Linked DNA regions of Homo sapiens: region 1 is linked to region 2. The links are chromatin loops, found by intact Hi-C in ENCODE. Cell type or tissue: tibial artery. All regions are shown on one strand. Links, peaks and the distances in the headings refer to the core of each region. The heading gives the core; the rest is flanking DNA. Region 1 overlaps SLC1A2 (solute carrier family 1 member 2). Region 2 has its middle 15 kb from the start of LINC02707.

Region 1 (8,000 bases), core at 1-8,000, 720 kb before region 2:
AGTAGGCTCAGTATCAAGGTCCCTTTGGATTAGGACAACCTGAGGAAGAATGGTGTAGAATCCACCTCAGGGAGAGGATGGTTACAGATTCCTTAAGCCTGGAAGGAAGGCACTGAAGAGGACTTGAGGACAGGAAACTCTTTTAAAGGGACGTGGCATTTCCAGAGAGAAAGGGTGCGTGAGAGACATCTTCTGTGTCCATGAGTACAGCTAGAAGTCATTTAAAATAACCTGTCTTGAGTGGAGGAGGCTCCTTGACCAGAGTTAGAAACAGAAATGTAAAGAGGAAGATGAGCTCCCCGCAGAGTGGAGACTGCCTCCTCCCAGGCGACAGGGCCTGGTTTGCCCAAGTTAAGTCCCTGTGTCTTTGTGAGCAGAGAGGTCTCCAGCTTGCTTTCTGGGGCTTACTTTGAACCAAAGTGAGATTTCCAAGACAGTAACTGGCTGTAAGATATGACCTTACAACGTTAAATCCAGCCCAGTAATAGAGACCGCATGGGTTCTTTTCCTCCAGAAAATTCCGTGATCTGTGTATGTTCACTCGGCCAATACTTGTGAGCAGGACGGGCTGCCAGGCTCTCTGCTTTGTACAAGGATGCCACGGGGGGAGGAGACAGATGAGGACCCTGCCCCAAGGAGCTCACTTACATTAAAGGGGAGGGAGGTAGACCAAAACAAACATCAGGGAAACACAGAAGAGACTTAAACATTAAGACAGGTGTTCTCTGAGGGCTAGAGGCAGGATGATAGGCTGGTGGTAACTAGGGGAGATATTTCAGCTGAGAGGATAGGGGATCAGAATGAGTTAGGCCTACAAAGAGCTGGGGAAAGGAGCTTCTCAGTAGAGGCACAGATATGCAGAAGCTGAAAAGTACTTATAATGTTCAGAAAAGAAAAAGGAGGCTGTGTGAGGCCAGTGTGGAGGTATAGTGAGTGGAGGAAGGTAAACTCAGCTCAGGCATGACTTGGTGGGCCAGGGGAAGCTAAGGATATAGATAGGGTTATAGGTAGCCACACTTACCTATAGACTGTATGCAGACAAGAAGAAAGTTGAGTAGGTCAGTTTATGGTTTTGCAGGTTTTATGATGAGACATGATGGTGGCTTAGGGACAGGGAGACTGGAATTAGCACCTGCTATGCTTTGGATGTCTGTCCCTTCCAAAATTCATGCTGAAATTTAGTTGCCATTATAACAATATTGATAAGTGGACCCTTTGGGAGGTGATTAGGCCATGAGGTCTCTGCTTTCATGGATGGGATTAATGCTGCTATAAAAGAATGAGTTTGGCTCCTTTGTGCCTCTCTTTGCCTTTCTACCTTCCTCCATATAATGATGCAGCAAGAAGGCTCTTGCCCGATGCTGATATCTTCATTGTGTACTTCCCAGTCTCCAGAATGGTGAAAAAATAAATTTCTGTTTATCATAAATTATCCAGTCTTAGGTATTCTGTCGTAGCAGCACAAAACAGACTAAAACAGCACTTACATGGAGTTGTGCAACCGAACAGCTTCTGTGAATCAGGAACTCAGGCAGAGAACTCGGCCTGCGTTCGTGTTCCTATCTCCTCAGCTTCAACTTACATCACTGGCCTTTGCTATTTGAAATCTGGATTTCTGGAGTCAAACATAACTCATCTCGAATCCTGCTTCAGCAACTAACTAGCAAGCTGCCCTTGAGTCGAAGGGCTACTGTTGACCTAAGACGTAATGGATGTAAAATAGGTAGCAGCTGGCCTCCTGCCTGATCCTGACAGCCACCATTCATTTAGATCCATGAGTATTTCTCTTTTAAACCAAACGTAGGCTTCTTTAGCATCCTTAGGATAGGTTGACAGTTGGCTTTGGTTCCCTTTTCTTTCCTGGGAGCATGACTCTGCTGTTCACATAAGCTTCTCTTGTGATCCTCCCTGCATTCTCTTCACACCAATGTTGCCCAGATGAAGGGGCCACATTGAGGGGAGAAGTGGGCTGCCTGTTCTCCCCTCACACAGCAGGCCCTAGGCTTCCTCTCTCCCTGCACGAGTACATGTGGCCAGGCTAGAACAGAGAGCACCCTGCCTCACCTCAGAGAACACTGACCTCCCTTCCCATCCATTTTAAATAACTGGCAGTTCAGCATTGCTTCCTATGGGAACCAGCACAGTAGGATTGGGTCCCTATAGCTTAACATACAGCACAGACTGTGGAAATAACTCAATGGAGGTGAGGTCATCTGAGTTGACATCCCAGTTCTGCCCATAACTCCATGACGTCCAACAAGTCACTTGACTTTCCCGTACATCTTCTTCCGTATCTATTCGGGGTTCAGCCATCTGTTACCTACTACATGCCAGCACTGACAATCTAGGATTCTGCATTGAGTTCTATTTTAATGCCCCTGGAGGTGGTGTTTTTTAAGCTCAGATGTGGATTTTTATAGCACTCTGCATGTAGGGTGCCTGGCACCTTTAAAAATAGGACCACTGCCATGGATGTCGAGGAATAGCGGGAGAGGTTCCTTGTGAGTCATCTGACAGAGACACTTGGGGAACATTGAGAAAGGCTTGGCATCACTGCTCAGAAGGAGTGGCTGTCTTCCCACCTTGAATTTGGATCTGAAATATAAGCAAATGCTCCTGCCATGGTGGCTGCTGGCAGCTGGCACTCTTGGTGCCCAGATGGAGATTTCCAGCTGAGCCTGGCTCTAGAAGGAGCCCAAACTGAGGCAGCCTGTGATACCCCTGTCCAGTGGGGACCAGGTAGAGGGGAAAACAGGTGGATCATGAGTTGCTGATCTGACCCCTGCCAAGGCTTCCTATTCTTAACCAGATCCAGGGCCCATCACAACTGGAAGGACCATCACAACTGGAAGGACCATCTAACTGGGTCTCACAATTGGGAAGAGCATCCAAGTTAGACATTTCATACTGTTTCTGAGCTACAATCATAGGAGTGAAAGAAGACATTTATCCCCCAAGTTTAAGCCTGTGTCCTATTATTGACTACAGTACTTATAGTACATTTGCAAATTATTTTCATACATTCTATATTTATGAAATTGTGTCATTTGAAGCAACATGGATAAGACTGGCGGTCGTTATCTTAGGTGAAATAAGCCAGGCACAAAAAGACAGATATTGCATTTCTCATTTATATGTGGGAGCTAAAATATTTGAACACATGGAAAAATAGTGGAAAAATAGATAACAGAGGCTAGGAAGGGTGAGTGGGGGGAAAGGGGAAGGACGAAGGGAAGTAGCTTAAAGGGTACAAACATACAGAAAGATAGAAGGAATTCATTCAATGTTTGATAGCAGAGTTGGATGACTGTACTTAAAAAATGCATTGTACTCAGATGTTAGACACCTTAAATGCCCTGATTTGATCATCACACATTGTATACATTAAAAAATTTATCATGTACCCCATAAATTTGCACAAATAAAAAATTGTGTAATTATCTGTGATTAGGACAATTGTATCTCACTGTGTATAATAAAACACCACTTTGTAAATATAGACATATAAAATATTCTCCAGTTTTCATAACCTTGTTTTGGCATTTCTTAATTATTGTTAACCTGTTGGGAACCTTAAAATATATGAGTAGCCAATCTTTTTTTTTTTCACCTTATAGGCCAAATCTCAGCTCTATGCCTTTTTTCCCTCACTCTGTTAGATTCAAACAGTGACGAAGAAAGTCCTGGTTGCACCACCGCCGGACGAGGAGGCCAACGCAACCAGCGCTGTTGTCTCTCTGTTGAACGAGACTGTGACTGAGGTGCCGGAGGAGACTAAGATGGTTATCAAGAAGGGCCTGGAGTTCAAGGATGGGATGAACGTCTTAGGTAGGCCAGCTGGTGGTCCGGGATTCTGCTTCCCTGGCAATGGCTGGGCTATCCTGCACTCCCTTTTCAGAAAACTGATGACTCAGCTGTCCTCTAGGTGGAGCAGGAGGCTCTCTCTGGGGAGCAATTTGAGGGTCACTGGGACTGAGAGCTGAGCGATTTAAGGAAGAGAGAGAAGGGCAGAGGAGACCATAAGGGGACAGGGCAGCAAGAAGCTGGGTATGGGAAAAAAGGAGGGAGCTCACCGTCATTGGGCACATTCCCTGACTCTCTGTGTGGTGTTAGAAAGTCACTTTCTCTGACTCTCTGTGTTATTAAGTGACACATCCATTGCTTTCGTTTCTTAAGCATTTTTTAAAAGCTGCCCCCATGTACTGGTGCTGTGCTAGGTGCGGGGGCTGGACCACCACAGCCCTTAGTCTGCAAACAAATGCAATGCTACCAGGATTGTAAAGTGTTGGAGTAGGTACCAAGGGAGCTTTACAGATTATCTTGTTATCTTGTTTTACTTTCTGGGATCCCAGTGAGCCCTTTCTCCTAGCCCAGTACCTTCTTAGCATGCCATCCTAGAGGTTTTTGGGCTCTGCAGTTGGGCAGACCTGGGTTTGGATCCAGTATGGGCCACTTACTGGTTATCTGACCCTGGGCAAGTTACTCCATTTCTCTGAGCCTCATTTGTAAAATGGAAATAGGATTGGCATCTATTTTGTAGATTACTGTGAGGATGAAATGTGATTGTGCATATAGGGCACAGTAGCACATGCCATGTGCTCTCTCCGTATGAGCTGTGATCATTATTCAAAGTGGGTGGAGAGCTGAGGAGTTCAGTAAGAAAATACCTCCATGAGGGACAGAGGTTTATTACCATGTGAGCGGCTCTAGTCTGCCCAGTTTGCTCCCCTCCCACTCAGTGGGTCCACTCCCTTCCGTAACCTCCATCCATCACTAGAATGGTGTCCCCGAGACAGGAAATAGGGGCATTTGGCCAAAACCTGGGAGAAATGGTGAATCTGGATGGATGAAGTATGTTTATTTATCCAAGCACAATTTCTAAAGGTTTGGATGACAGCTACTTAGAGATGAATGAGCTCAGTAGTCCTTTCACGTTGTCATCTGAAAGATCACATGGCCTTGTCTCCTTAGTTGGGTTGTCAGATAAAATACAGAATGCCTGGATAAATTTGAATTTTAGATAAAAAGCAAATAGTTTTTTAGTGTAAGTCACAAATATTGCATGGGACATAATAATACTAAAAAAAAAGTATTCATTTTTTACCTGAAATTCAAAAAGTAATTGAGTGTCATGTTTGTTTGTTTGTTCCAAATTTGGTAAGCCTACTCCTTAGCCATCTAGAATGGTAGAGAGAAAGAGGAGAGAGAGGGAGCAGAATTGCACAGTCACTGAGAAGCAGAAGCAGATCTTTTTTGTTTGGCTTGGCAGGAAGCAGGTTGGATGAGTGAGAGTGAGGGAAGAGATGAGCTGACTAGGTTGCTGGGCAATGGAAGATCAATAAACATTGTTTAACAACCAGTGGGAGGTGAGAGGTGGAAGGAGCGAGGAGTAGGAAGGAGAGTTCCTCTGGGGAGATTTTGCAAATATCCCCAGCACCCACCACCGAGCAGCTCTTCTCCCTCACTGTCCAGCTATCTATGTTCCTTTCAGGTCCTTCCTAACTCCCCCATGGTCTTTTCTGGTGGGTCATAACTTAAAACACCCAACCCCCTTTTGTCAAAGTGTTCCTCAGTCTTCTCCATACTCAGGAGGAGCTTGAGGCCATGAACAATGGGGCCAGGGCTTTGGAGTGAATCATTCAAAGACTTTCCTGGTTGTTTCCAGAGTCTTGGTGGATTCTGGGAAGTCACAGGACCTTTGGCTCTACTGGGGAGTTTCAACACAACTCACTACTCTGTAACCCCAGCGGCCAAGTCCAAGAGGGTTTTGTTCAGATGCAACACCCCCGTTCCAGTGAGCAATTTCAATTAGGCAATGTTTACAAAGAAAAATTACAAGCTGAATACGGTTTCCATCCAAGTGCAGATCAAGGCTCTGGAAAGCCAAGGGAAGTTAGACTGTTGAGAAACTTCCCATTTACAAATCATGGCTGAAATAAGGTTCTTTCCACGGTCTTCTGAGGGTGGAGATAGTGGCTTTTTTATTTGTTTGTTTTGCTGTCTTTCTGTTTTTTGGCTTTGGAAAGTCCCGAGGATTAAGCACTTGCAATAAGTGAAGATACAACCCCAGCTCTTGCCTCCCACTTCTTTAAGGAACCATTTCTCTCCTAAAAAACCTCCAGAAACAATTCTGGTCTCCACCCTCTCCCAACTGCTTAAATCAACTCCAACTGTTCCTTTAAAAACCTATCTCTCATAGATATGGCCAGTTTCTGCTGACACTGAATGGAGCTTTTTTTATTCCAGTTCTTTGGGACCTTGATACCTCGGGCATTTTCTCTTAATTTCAAATGAAATTAACCAAGTAATATGAGCTATTCTCAGCCAGAATATTCAGATTGATTCTCTTTGACCTCCCACGTAGCAGACTCCTCTCCATGGGCTTGAGAGAAGGACTTGGGAATGGCCTGAAATTGATTTTGTACATTACTGCGGAACTAGTTCCCTCTGTCCTGGATCTAATCTTCCCTAAGCCTTTGTCTTTCCAGACCAATAACTTACTTGTGAAGTCATTTGTCAAGCTTTCTAGCTGAGAGCAAAAAGAGGAGATACTAAATGTGAAGTATTAGTAACCCCAAGTGCAAGTGATGGATTCTTTTTGCTGAAGATAGAAAGGATCCAGCAAAGGGTAGTTAGACAATCTGGGTTGATATGTGCTTGGTGTAAAGAGGTTAGTGGGTTAGATGACTAGGGAAAGAGTAAAGTCAAAGGTTCAGAGAGAAGGAATTTTGTTATAAGAGAATCAAATTATAATGCTAAAATTTACTGAGTATGGGTTAAGACTTTAGGCATAACTGGACACCATAGGAAACTGGATATAATAGGGAGGGACTGGAAATTAGGACTGCCAAATTGAGCAGGTTAGGTGTGGAGAAGAGGAGGAAAGAGAAGATGGCTCATACTTCAGAGTCAGAGAACAAGTCAGGTGGGGAAGCAAAGTCCTGTAGCCAAGGACATAGCAACACTGATTTATAGAACATGTAAGTAGTAAGAACTGAGACCTCAAGAATGGCAATACTAGATCAGGGGTCAGAGGTCAGGGAGCACATGGGGATTGGAAATTAGAAATCCAGATAGCCCCCAGGCAGTACTGGAAACACCTGTAAGCCGCACAATGTGCCCCAGTCCCTGGATGCGTTGGAGTGAGACTGCAGGCCTGAGCGTGAGGTACCGAGGGAGAGAATGGAAGGGACCAACAGGAGTGGTAGGAAGAGCAAAGCCAGGCCTAGCCTTGGAGGAACTAAAGTGTAGGGCAGATTCCCAGGATCTCAGGCACAGGGGATGAGGTAAAGCCAACACAGAAGTAAGACTCATGGTTGGGTATTGGAGTTGGTCCAAGACCTAGTGCAATGTGATGCTGACATGAAGAGGGCAGAGATGAAGCTCCTTAAATCTTTCCTGGGGTTAGGATTGACCCCAAAGGCTGATGTGAGGCTGGACTTAGATACAAGTCAAGAATGTCAAGTAAAGGAAGAAAAGAGTGGAGGGACTAGGAACTAGCAAAATCTGACAGTGAATCTATATTCTGTCTTTATGATCCTGAAAAAATAAATAAAATTAAAAAAGCATTCTAACCATTTCAATCATGAAAATAATTATGACAAATTCATAAATAACAGATTACATTTAAAAAAACTGGATAAAATGGAATTTCGGATTCCTTATTGTTTTCCCTTTGATTTTTCAGTATTTTTTTCTCCCTGTCATTTTATGTGTGTAGTAATAAAAAATAATTTTACATATAGGATTTTGTAAGAGTGAAACATACCAGCCATGCATTGATTTGGGATAATACCAAAACAAGCTAGATGTAACTCTAGCAAAGAATTTATTGGCTAATTGGCCTCTGCTATTCCAATATTGGCTCCAAAGTTTGTATGATAATCCCCAAGTCCCAACAGGCTTTTCCTCGTTAATCTGTGTAATAAAGGAATCTGCTTACACATGATTTCATAAGTGAGGGGAGGGAAAAGAGAGCACCTTTTAGTTTGGAATGAAAA
Region 2 (10,717 bases), core at 1,216-9,215:
CTATCACGACATCTATTCAACAGTGTCTAGGGACCCCACATGGGAAATGCAAGAAAGAGAAATAAAGACATAAGAAACAGAAAGGAAAAAATTGAAGTGTCATTTTTGTGGATTATGTTATTACCTACATAGAAAATCTATGGGAAGCTGTGGATAATTTTTAGAATTTAAGAAAGTTTCATAAGGTTACTCAATAAAGTCAATACAGAAACATGAATTAAATTTCTATATACTAAACACATATATTTGTAAAATGAAAAATATATAGCAATAACATTTACACTAGCATCTTAAAAATATCCAAAACCTAGGGGGAAATCTATCAAAAGATGTGCAAGAACTTTGCGCAAAACATTACAAAACACTCGAGAGAAATTAAAGAAGACCTGGAGTAAAAGAGAGAAATTCTATGTTAGTGGCTTGGAGCACTCCCTAATTTAAATGTCAGCTCTCTCTAAATGAAGCTATGGATTCAATAAAAGTCTCAGCAGGATTTTTAAAGAACTTAACTAGCATTTTCTAAAGTTTATATGGGATTGCCAAGGTTCCAAACTAGCCAAGACCTTCTTGAAGAAGAAATGGGGTAAGAGGACTTGCTCTACCAGGTATAGAGTCTGCTTATCTTACTGCAGTAATTAAGACTGTCATTTTCATTCAAAGATAGTTAGATGGAAGTGCACGTCACTAGCATTTTCCTGTATCTGGGTATTCCCTCCTTCCAGGCAAATCGCAAACAGCACGTCACAACCTTTTGCAGGTGGGTGGAACTCTGACTGGTTCTGACAAATAGGCTGTAACAAGAAGGGAATGATGGGTGATGCTTTCATTCTGGGTCGATGAAAACCTCATGGACCATTTCCAGTCTCTCTCCCCTGGATGGAGAGTACTTCCAATGGTGCAGACACTTCACCTTGCAAAGGGCGGTTGGCCTGATGCATCTCCTGCATCAGAAGTGAACTGCCAATGGAAAACAAAAATGACTTTAGTGTATTCATCAGTGAGATGTTGGGGTTCTTTGTTACCTGAAACAAAGCACAGCCTGTCTGATCCTGTTCAACTTATAGACAGACCAATAGACTCCAAGAGTGCCCAGAAAGAGATCTACCCATGTATGAACAATTGATTTTTCAACAAAAAGTGAAACTGCAAAGTAGTGGAGAAAGGACAGCCTTGGTCCAACTGAATATTCATTTGAGAGAAAAAAGTAGAACTTGTCTCTACTGCATGCCATACACAGAAATCAATTCTAGGTGGGTTATTAACCTTATTTGAAGGGCAAAACTGTATAAAGCTTTAGAAGAAAATATGAGAGAATTCTTTATGACTCAGGAAATGATTTCCTAAATAAGAAACAAGAATCATTAACCATAAAGGAAAAAATAGTTCAATTGTATTCTATTAAATTTCACAAGAAAAAAAAGTTTTGTTATAAAAGGAAATAACAAAGTGAATACCTAAATTTTAATAATTGTTATCTCTGGGTGATTACAGGCTGAATTTATTTTTCTGATTTTGCTTATCTCTTTTTTCCAATTATTCTCTGACGAATATGGATCTCTTTTGTAATTTAAAAAAAAAGAAAAAGAAAAAACTAGAAAGTTGTTAGTTTTTGTTTATGTTTGTAATTAAGAAGAGGTGGTAATCCCAGCACTTTGGGAGGCCAAGGCGGACGGATCATGAGGTCAAGACCATCCTGGCTAACACGGTGAAACCCTGTCTCCACTAAAAATACAAAAAAAAATAGCTGGGAGTGGTGGCAGGTGCCTGTAGTCCCAGCTACTCGGGAGGCTGAAGCACGAGAATGATGTGAACCCAGGAAGCAGAGCTTGCAGTGAGCTGAGATCGCATCACTGCACTCCAGCCTGGGTGACAGAGCAAGACTCTATCTCAAAAAAAAAAAAAAAAAGAGGCGCTGCAAAGTGAAGATGTGGAATAAGAGTCTTCCAGACTTTACTCTTTCTTGGTTGCTAACCCAAAAGGAAAAAAATCCTAATGGTGGGATTTCAGGCAGTGAGGAAGGCGGATGTAGGTGGGATTTGTTGGTCATTGTGGCCTTTTTCCATTCAGGCACTAGAACACCATCCAGGCATTCTGCTATCCCTTGTTTAAAACCTTTCTGCTGCAGATTCACAATCTCTACTTCTAGAGGGAGATGCCCTTGAGAGGTCTTCTCCCCTCTCCCTTTTCCATTTATAGTCTTCTTTCTTAGATAGAAATACATTTTGACTCAAGTGTCTTTCATAGGGCTTAACAGACCTGGACATGTGGCACCAGTGGCCCTGCCCCACGTGGCTGTCCATCTGGTCTCCCAGTGACAGACACTGGAGCCCTCTCTCTTCCTTTGGTCACACCACGCCAGGACCTTTGTAGAATGTTTATTAGGCACACGTTTGACTCTGAGCAGCTTGAATATAAAGGACTCTTAAGATCTAAAGCGCAAGCAAAGAGACTTATTTTGGCTCTTGGTCTTTATAGTTATATTGGCTCTTATTTATTTCTTAAACATTTATTGGGCACAGGTAGTAAACTCATCATAGACCATGGCTCCTGAAGCCCTGATAATTTAATACCTGATTTCTGGAGTCTGGGGAAACATGGAAGGTGTCCTGTAGGATGAGGCAAATTAGCTGTCAATAGGCAGAAATGGCCAGCCATAGAGAAAAGTGGGCTTTAAATGGGTTTAGATATTCAAAAGTGCCTCATGATGGTCAGAAAGAAGTCTCTGGAGTAAGGATGGGCATTAGTAGCCCCTATACTCATCTCCACCATTAGTCTTTATTGAATACTTACTATGTGCCAGAGACTGCTGGCCAGGTACTTTACATACATCATCTCATTTAATACTCACAGCAATCTTGGAACATATATGATATTATCCCCTTTTGGAAGATGAGGAAATTGAGACTCAGAAAAGGTTAGGTAATTTGCCCAAGGTCACATGGTTAGAAGGGGGTGGTGTTGAGCCAGGAATCCAGTCTGTCAGACTGGAAATCCTTATCTCTTTTTCTGACAGTAACTACTGCTCTGGGCAATGACCGTCATTTGTCTACATCTTCACAAGATATTTCCATTTCCATTTCATGCACTTTTGAGGTAAAACAGGATCATTGATTTATGAAGACTGTTTTTATCTGACATCCATTTCTTCAGGACGACTTTCTGCACTGCAGACATTTGCCCCCTGTGATGATGGGGTCCTTGCTACAACATGCTGTCACAAGGTCTAAATGAGATCGTGCATATAAAACATGTCGCTCAGAGCATGACACAGAGGAGACTCTCAACACACTAGCTTCCATTAGGACTGTCGCTCCCTCGGTCCCAGCACTGCCTGTTCCTCTTTACCTTTGCAGGTAGTGGGGAAAATATACAAGGAGACCTAGATTCTGAGTGTTTCTTGGACACGGGTGCTGGCAGCTTTGTGCAGGAGTATCTCTCAACATCCCTGGAGTCAACATTCTGAATGTCCTGTGTGATGCTGATATCACCAACTCTGTAGACCCTGAGCCTGCTCACTATCACTGAGCCTTCACGTCAAAACAGGAAAATGATGAGAGGTGACTGGTGCTCCGGTAAGAAACTCCGATAAGTTTCTGCATCAGATCCTGTACATGAGAAAAACTGTCATGAAGAGGCAGCACAGCATAGAAGCTAGAAGATCAAATCTGGAATTACGCAAATCAGGGTGTGAATATTGGCTCTGCTCCTTCCAGCTCTGTGACCTGGGGCAAGTTACCTAACCTCTCTGAGTCTCTGTTGCAGCTGTAAAGCAGAAATAGTAATAACTATTTCACAGCTTTATTAGCAAAAGTGCATGATATAGTGATGTTAAGTGCTTAACACAGAGCCTGGTCCACAGGAAACACTAAACAAATGTTTGTTGTTATTATATCGTTGTTAAAAGCAAAAAAAAAAATAAAATAAAATAAAAACCTGCTATGAGACTTGTTTTGCAGATTAATAAGCAATTACTTTAAATGACTTTTCTCCCCAACTAGCTAAGTCTGCTGTTTGATAGGTTTGAACGAATCAGTCAGCTGTTGAAGTCTCACTGAGCGCATGCAGCATGCCCTGGTGTGTATAGATGCAGGGGCTTGGCAGGCCCGGAGGCCAACAGGCTTAACAAGGTGCGCTAGCTGAACACAGCAAGATGAGATGATTGAAAAGTCTACTTGAAATGTTTAAATACAAAGTAACTTGGCAAGGAGATAGAATCAGGACAGCTGACCTGCTCTAGGCCTCAATTTCCCCATCTGCACAAGAAAAGGGCTGGACTTTATGTCGCTTTCTTGCGTCTCTGACCTTTATGAGCGAAAGAGTCTGATTCTGCCAGGACCATTTTAGCTGCCCTATGAGTGCATCTGGCAATTCCTAGTTCTGCATGGTCTGGTAAAACTTGGCATCTGATGCCCCTCTATAAGTCAGAGTTTTGCAGGGCTCATGCAGGCCCACCAGCTAGGGCACATCTCCCCCACCCCCAAGCCTCCTGAGGACACGCCAATTCCAACATCTCCCACCTCCCACCATACGCAATCACAGGAGACATCATTCCAACTGGAGTTCCCAGTCCACGAAGAAAAGAGAGATCTTCTCTAAACAGGGTCCTGTCTGTTTCCAGCATAAACCACCTGAGATGTTCAGAAGGAGAGTTCTTTCTTTCCTCCACAGCTTCGGAAAATCATTCTTTTGCACGTTCAGAGGGGGAAAAGTTGGCAACAAAACTTGACTTTTTACCAGAATGAAAACTTTCTTTGGGGTTAAGGAAACATTGCCATCTGGTGGCATAATATAGAAATAACTGGACAGAGTGATGAGTTTCTAACCCACAAAAGATGAAGTCACACAATTCCAATCAGAAAGAACTAGAAGGGTCCTTAAAGCTTAGATCCAATGCTTTTACTTTACTGAGTAACGGAACTATTGTATAGAGATGGCTTGTGAATTTCAAGACTAGAACTCAGATCTTCTCAACTTTATGTAATTCAGCTGTCTCTCATCTCCACAACTCACTCCACACCCCAACATATACACACCTCATACTTAGGACTGAAATGCTTTAATAATTCAGGCTGGCAGGACCACGATCGTTTTCATCCTGCATGTGCCCTCGTGCTTTTTATCAACATCATGGGAGGCAGAAGAGGGAGATCAGAGGCACTTTCAACTAGCAACCAGCTACAGGGTTTACAAAGATAAGGAGGAGGCCTATCAGAAGCCAGAGGAAGAAAGAATGGATTGATTAGGGAACTGAAACTTCTGTTTCATGTTTCCAGCTCAGGAGGCAGTGGGGCTTGCATTAACTCTCTAAACCAGCAAGAGCTATTTGAGCTAACAGTAGGGGATGCCTTCTGTTTGGGGATTTTGGATCCTGAAGATAGTAAGTTCAGTGACTTGAGTATAAAAACCCTCATTATTTATGCAAAGTGTGAAAATCTATTATTGTGTAAATTGAGCCACGTAATTATAGGCATAGTCATTTCCACCTCTTATATTTGCATATTGCTTTGCAGTTCACTACATGCTTCAACATATTTAAAATTATTTAATCTTTATAAACACCCTATGGTGGGAATTATTACTCATTAGTAATGAGGAAATAGAGGTTTGGAAAAGTTAAGCAACTTTCCTGAAGTCACAGCACTATCAATGGCAGCACTAGGACTTGAAAGAAGGGAGGAAACTTAATATTTAATCTACTCTGGGGCAGGTGAGATACAAAGTGCTTCCAAGGAAGCTATCAGTGGCTTCTCCCCTTGGGGAGTAGCAAAAGATCAATCACTCATTCTTTGTTCTTCCAACTTGACCACTGTAGAGACACCCAGTCTTCCTGCAGCTACCCTATCCAATTGTTATTTGCTTGACTGTAGGACGTACCAAAAAGCCATATGACATTCATGTTAATTTAAATTTGACTTGGAGAAATTTTTCCAAATATTACAATATCCTCTGAGGCACAACAGGACTCAGCCAGCAGTCCACCAGCCTGGGTCCTTGAGGCTGTTCGAAGGGCTTTTCACCCAGTCACCACCTGAACTATTTCCAAATAGCCCTTTTGTAATGCTCTGACAAAGAGGATTCTCTGTGTCTCCTTTCCTGGGTCCTCACCTCTGAGCATCAGGGCCTAAAGCCCAGTCCTCAGACCACTACTCTTTTGGATCTAATCTTTCTATAAGGGGGGTCACCTGGTCTCATGCCTTTAAATGCCATGTGGACACAGATGATTCATATACTGATACCCAGAACCCCAGCCTCTCCCTCTGCACTCCCAACTCATATGTGCAGCTGTCTACTCAACATCTGCATGGCAATATCTAAGGCCCATATCCAAACTCCTGGTTTTCTCCAACCCCTAAGTCATCCTTTCACAACCTCTCCCATCATAGTAAGTGGAAATTCCATTCTTCCAGTTTCTCAGGTCAAAAACTTTGGCATCATCCGTGAGTCCCTCTTTTCCTCTCATGAGCCAATCCATCTGTAAATCCTGTCAGCTCTGCCTTCACAGAATTTTCTACTTCTCATCCTCCATCGCTACCTGGCCACCTTCACCTGGACAACTGCAATAGCCTCTGACCTGGTCTCCTTGTACAGCAACTAGAGTGTTTCAAGACGTAAGTCAGAACATAACACTCTCTTGCTCAAAACCTTCCAAGGGCTTGACATCTTGCCCCGGTTGCTCCATGATCTAGCCCATTCCCCTCTCTAACTTGATCTCCTACCATTCTTCCCCTGTTCCCCCCTCTTTACCATATTGCTGCTTTCTGTCTCACCCACTCAACATGTAAGAAACTAAAGAACAGGGGTTTCATTCCATTCCATGCTGTAACCCAGGGCCTAAACAAAGTCTGGAGCATGGATGAGGCTCAATACATCTTTCCTGAAACACAAACGCCTTTTCCTTCAGCCTGGGTTGTTCCTTGATATCATCGATCCAGAGCCTGATGTAACTGCCTCCTACTGCATTTTCACCGTGGACCTTCTTACACTGTGCCCCGTGGTGAGGGAGTCCTGTGAGCCCCAGGGTCTTCACACCACCTTTCACACTCCCGGCAAGGCTGTGATGGGCATGCCCTCCAGGCTTTTAGCCATCTCTTCAGGGTGCGGTTTCTCAATGACCATGTGATCTTCCCATTGGCAGTTCCAGATAAGTACAAACAGCCGAATGGTGCCAGACAGTAGAGCCAACCAGGAACTGAGAGAACACTGATTCTGCTGATGCACCAGGTGTGCTCAGATGCCAGCCAAGACCACACAATTCAGGGGCTGACAGTTCTAGATAAGCACAAACAACTGAATGATTTATTGATCCCTTTCCCCAAGTCCATATAACATCTGCTTCAGTTACAATTGAGAGGTTTAAATAAGGAATGAAAGTGGAGGGGAAATAAAGAGCTAAAACTAAAAAGATTGAAAAGGAAAAAGTTTTGAGGGGTAATGAGGAGCATCAGGGTACACGCTTGGGTTGGTTGTTTGTCACTGAAGAAGACAGTAACCTTTTGGGGGGAACTAGGAATTCCAAAGACGTTCCTCACACCTGCAATGTTGCCAGACATTCAAACCCTATAACCTTTGGGTCAACAAGACTCCTTTTTTTAAAATGCAAGTGTTTCCAGGCCATTAATCATTTACAGCTTATTACAAATTGTTGCTGGCCATTTGGTATCAACCCTATTGTAGAAATAAGAGTATTGATGGGAAGCAGATGAAAGGGAATGGTACTCTGTGGGACATATGTTTTAAAAGATTAGTTTGGCAAAAAGTGGGGTCCCTGCGTAGCCAGAGGGCCATGAAAAGAACAAAGGATACTTTGGGAAGCAGACAGGCTGAGAAGAAAAAAAAGGATTATCTCCTGGAGACAGGGAAATGGCTGAAAAAAGAAGACAGCTGGGCACCAAAGGAAAGCAATAGTGCCAACTCATGATAACTGATTGTTAAGTTCTCAGAGATTTTGCAAACCACTTGTTAAACCCAGCCATTATTCGAAATTAAAATATAAACTTAAAATTAAATAAATTGTATTTAGAAACAAAGGTAATAAACACTCAAAACTTACCAGTTCTTAATTATGACTACATTTTACTATTGTCTATGCTCTGGAAGTTATTTATAGCCACTGTAGCTATAGAGTGAGAATACTCTATAACGGTGTACTTTACACATCTCTTCCCAACTCTATGTTTTGCTGTGTCATGTTGGTAGATAGAAATTGGCCATGATGGGAGTATTTACACCATGGAAATTGGCAGACACTACAGATCAAGGCTTGATTTATTGTTTTGTTGACCACCCAGACCAAGGCTTGGTAAATCTTATTTTGCAAAAGGCCAGATATTAAATAATTTTGACTTTGCGTCCATTAAATCTCTGTCCAACCTACTCGACTCTGCTTCTGCTATTGTAATACAAAAGCAGCCATATACAATATATAAAACTAGTGGACATGGTTGTGTTCCAGAAAACTTTATGTACGAAAACAGGTCAGGGGACCAGATATGGCCCCTAGACCACAGTTTAATAATCCCCAGTCTAGACTTATAAAAAGTGATGGAGAAATGCTAATAATGCAGGTTAAATTCTAAAATGTGACTGTAGCCAATGCATGGTGAATAACAGAAAAAGACTGAGGAAATATTCTTCCAGTATTCAAAAACTATTATCCAGTTCAACAAAAAGGTTGCTCGTGTTGTTAACAAACGATTGAAGGCCCAGTGTCTAGCTCTGCTGTTTCCCTTTCTTCTTACTCATTAACATAAAGGGAAATCTCAGCCCACATTCTTATCAGAATGGCACTTGTCCATCAATTGCAATAATAGATTGGATACACTATAGATACAAGAGCCTCAAACAAAAGTCAACAAGAGCATTCTGTGGGGATCAATTGGTTATAAGGAATTTACAATCAAGAGTACTGTATATTTTAAATTGTGATTACACAATCTTTGTATCAATAAATATTTACCAGCACACCAGGAAACACTACTTTTTTAATGTCCCTGAAGCTATTTTGTTAAAGCATCAGCCAGGTAGTACAGGGTTTTACAATATTTGCGGACGAATCATGGACCATCAGCAACATTTGTTCTTTTTCCATCATTCACCCTCTGCCCCATCTGTATGGCAGCTCAGAGAAGGTCTGTAAGGATCACAGCCCGACTTCCCCAGGCATCCACAAGGGACTGCCTAGTATAGAATCCCTGAGAATCACAGGGATCCACATGAGATACACTGCCTTTTCAAACTGAACCCCAAAGTTTCCACTAGAGACATACATACTAGGACCCTTAAGTTCCTACACACCACTCCTGGGAAGTAAATGCTATTTTCAAACCAAAATTGGGTATATGTCTGACAAAGGTGTTGCACATGTAAACTAAGCGTATTGTAGGAAATTTAGACCATGTGGTCATATTATTGAACACCTTATTTTCTGCCTCCATTTCCAATAAGCCCGTTTGTGAGAAAGTTTTAAAACATTGACCAATGAATTCATGGAGATCAATGATTTAGCAGAATATCTGAACTTAAAAAATAAGGATGATTTTAAATGTGTTATTATTCTTGAGGAACACAATTTCTAGCCAAAACAGAGAATCAGACCAGTCTAAGAGTGATGTTATTTTAAGTCTACTTCGGAAAATGCTGCCTAGATCCAGGACCATTAACGATACTGCTGCATATAGTGTGGTCAAACAGTCAAAACATGTAGCCCTAGAATTATGACCCTAAGAATTGTATATGATTCTATAACTTGCTCATGTTAAGTTTTGGCTTGGGACCCTGTTTACATTCCTATTGCCTCTATTAGGCTGTGTGCTGTTAAAGGCAATGACTATGTTTTGTTCTAATTTCCCAAATGAGTGACACCTTTCACAACACAATGTATAGCCTCCATCACTACACAAGAGAGAAACAGATTTTGCACAGCTGTTGGGGTGTAACTTAGCATCCTCAAACACTGCACTGGGACAGAAAAATGTGCAGGCACCTTGTTCATTCTCACACAGAGAAAGAAACGGGTTTTGTGTACCAAAAAGAGCAGCAGACTTGTCATGAGAGCTGGGTTCAGATGCCGGTTCTGACCATGAACAAGCCTCTTGCTTCACACATCCCGCATCCCTCCATTTATCCCCATCTCCAGGGATGCGCTTCAAGTTCAGCAGTCATGTCTCCCACGTCCACCAAGGTTGCATACAGATTCTTTAACAGCGTGCACAAATGCTTTATGGTCTTCTCCCTGACCCGGTCCCTGCTGCACTTTATGCCACACCATTCCATTCTTTGTTCCAGCCGCATTGGCCTTTCAGTTCTTCGTATATGCAAAGCCCCTTCCTGCCCCTGAGCCTTTGCTCATGCTGTTCCCTCCCTCTCTCCAACCGTAGACTTCATTTCATCTGGCTGACTCTTCCTTATCCTGCAGACTTAATGCACTGCTTCAGAAAAACCACCTCTGAGCCCCAGACTAGGACAGCTTATGGCCTTTATACATTCCCATAGCATCTTGTACTTCTTTTTCATGACACTTGTCTCAAATGTATTTAATAGACTATTTGTGAAATTATTTATTTAATATCTGTTACCCTTGGAAACAGACTAGGCTAGACTAGAAACTCCAAGAGGTCAGGGACATGTGCCTCTGCCCCCTGCGGTATCCTCATTTTCTAGCACATAGTAGATACTCAGTAAATGTGTTGAATGAATGGCTGGAGAAGTTTTATCTCTC

Evidence for each region. Peaks named below come from ENCODE experiments on the same cell type or tissue, not always from the same donor. Only the 100,000 strongest peaks of a DNase experiment are listed, where the experiment ranks them.
Region 1: it touches region 2 in a loop (6-fold over the local background); 4 of 110 quality-filtered maps call a loop at or near these places.

The regions. Positions count from the first base shown.
Region 1 is chr11:35,301,902-35,309,901 of GRCh38, reverse strand. It overlaps SLC1A2 (solute carrier family 1 member 2), which reads left to right. Exons shown (of 11, transcript NM_004171.4): 5 at 3,660-3,828. Among named protein-coding and RNA genes, the nearest start is that of SLC1A2-AS1, 24 kb to the right of the region's middle. RefSeq lists an enhancer at 4,100-4,189. In tibial artery, for the core only: a CTCF peak has its summit at 3,915 (motif pointing right); a DNase peak (open chromatin) is centred at 5,681; H3K27ac peaks cover 1,255 bases.
Region 2 is chr11:34,580,470-34,591,186 of GRCh38, reverse strand. No RefSeq gene overlaps it. Among named protein-coding and RNA genes, the nearest start is that of LINC02707, 15 kb to the right of the region's middle. In tibial artery, for the core only: a CTCF peak has its summit at 4,760 (motif pointing left); no DNase peak of the experiment used is centred there; H3K27me3 peaks cover 671 bases.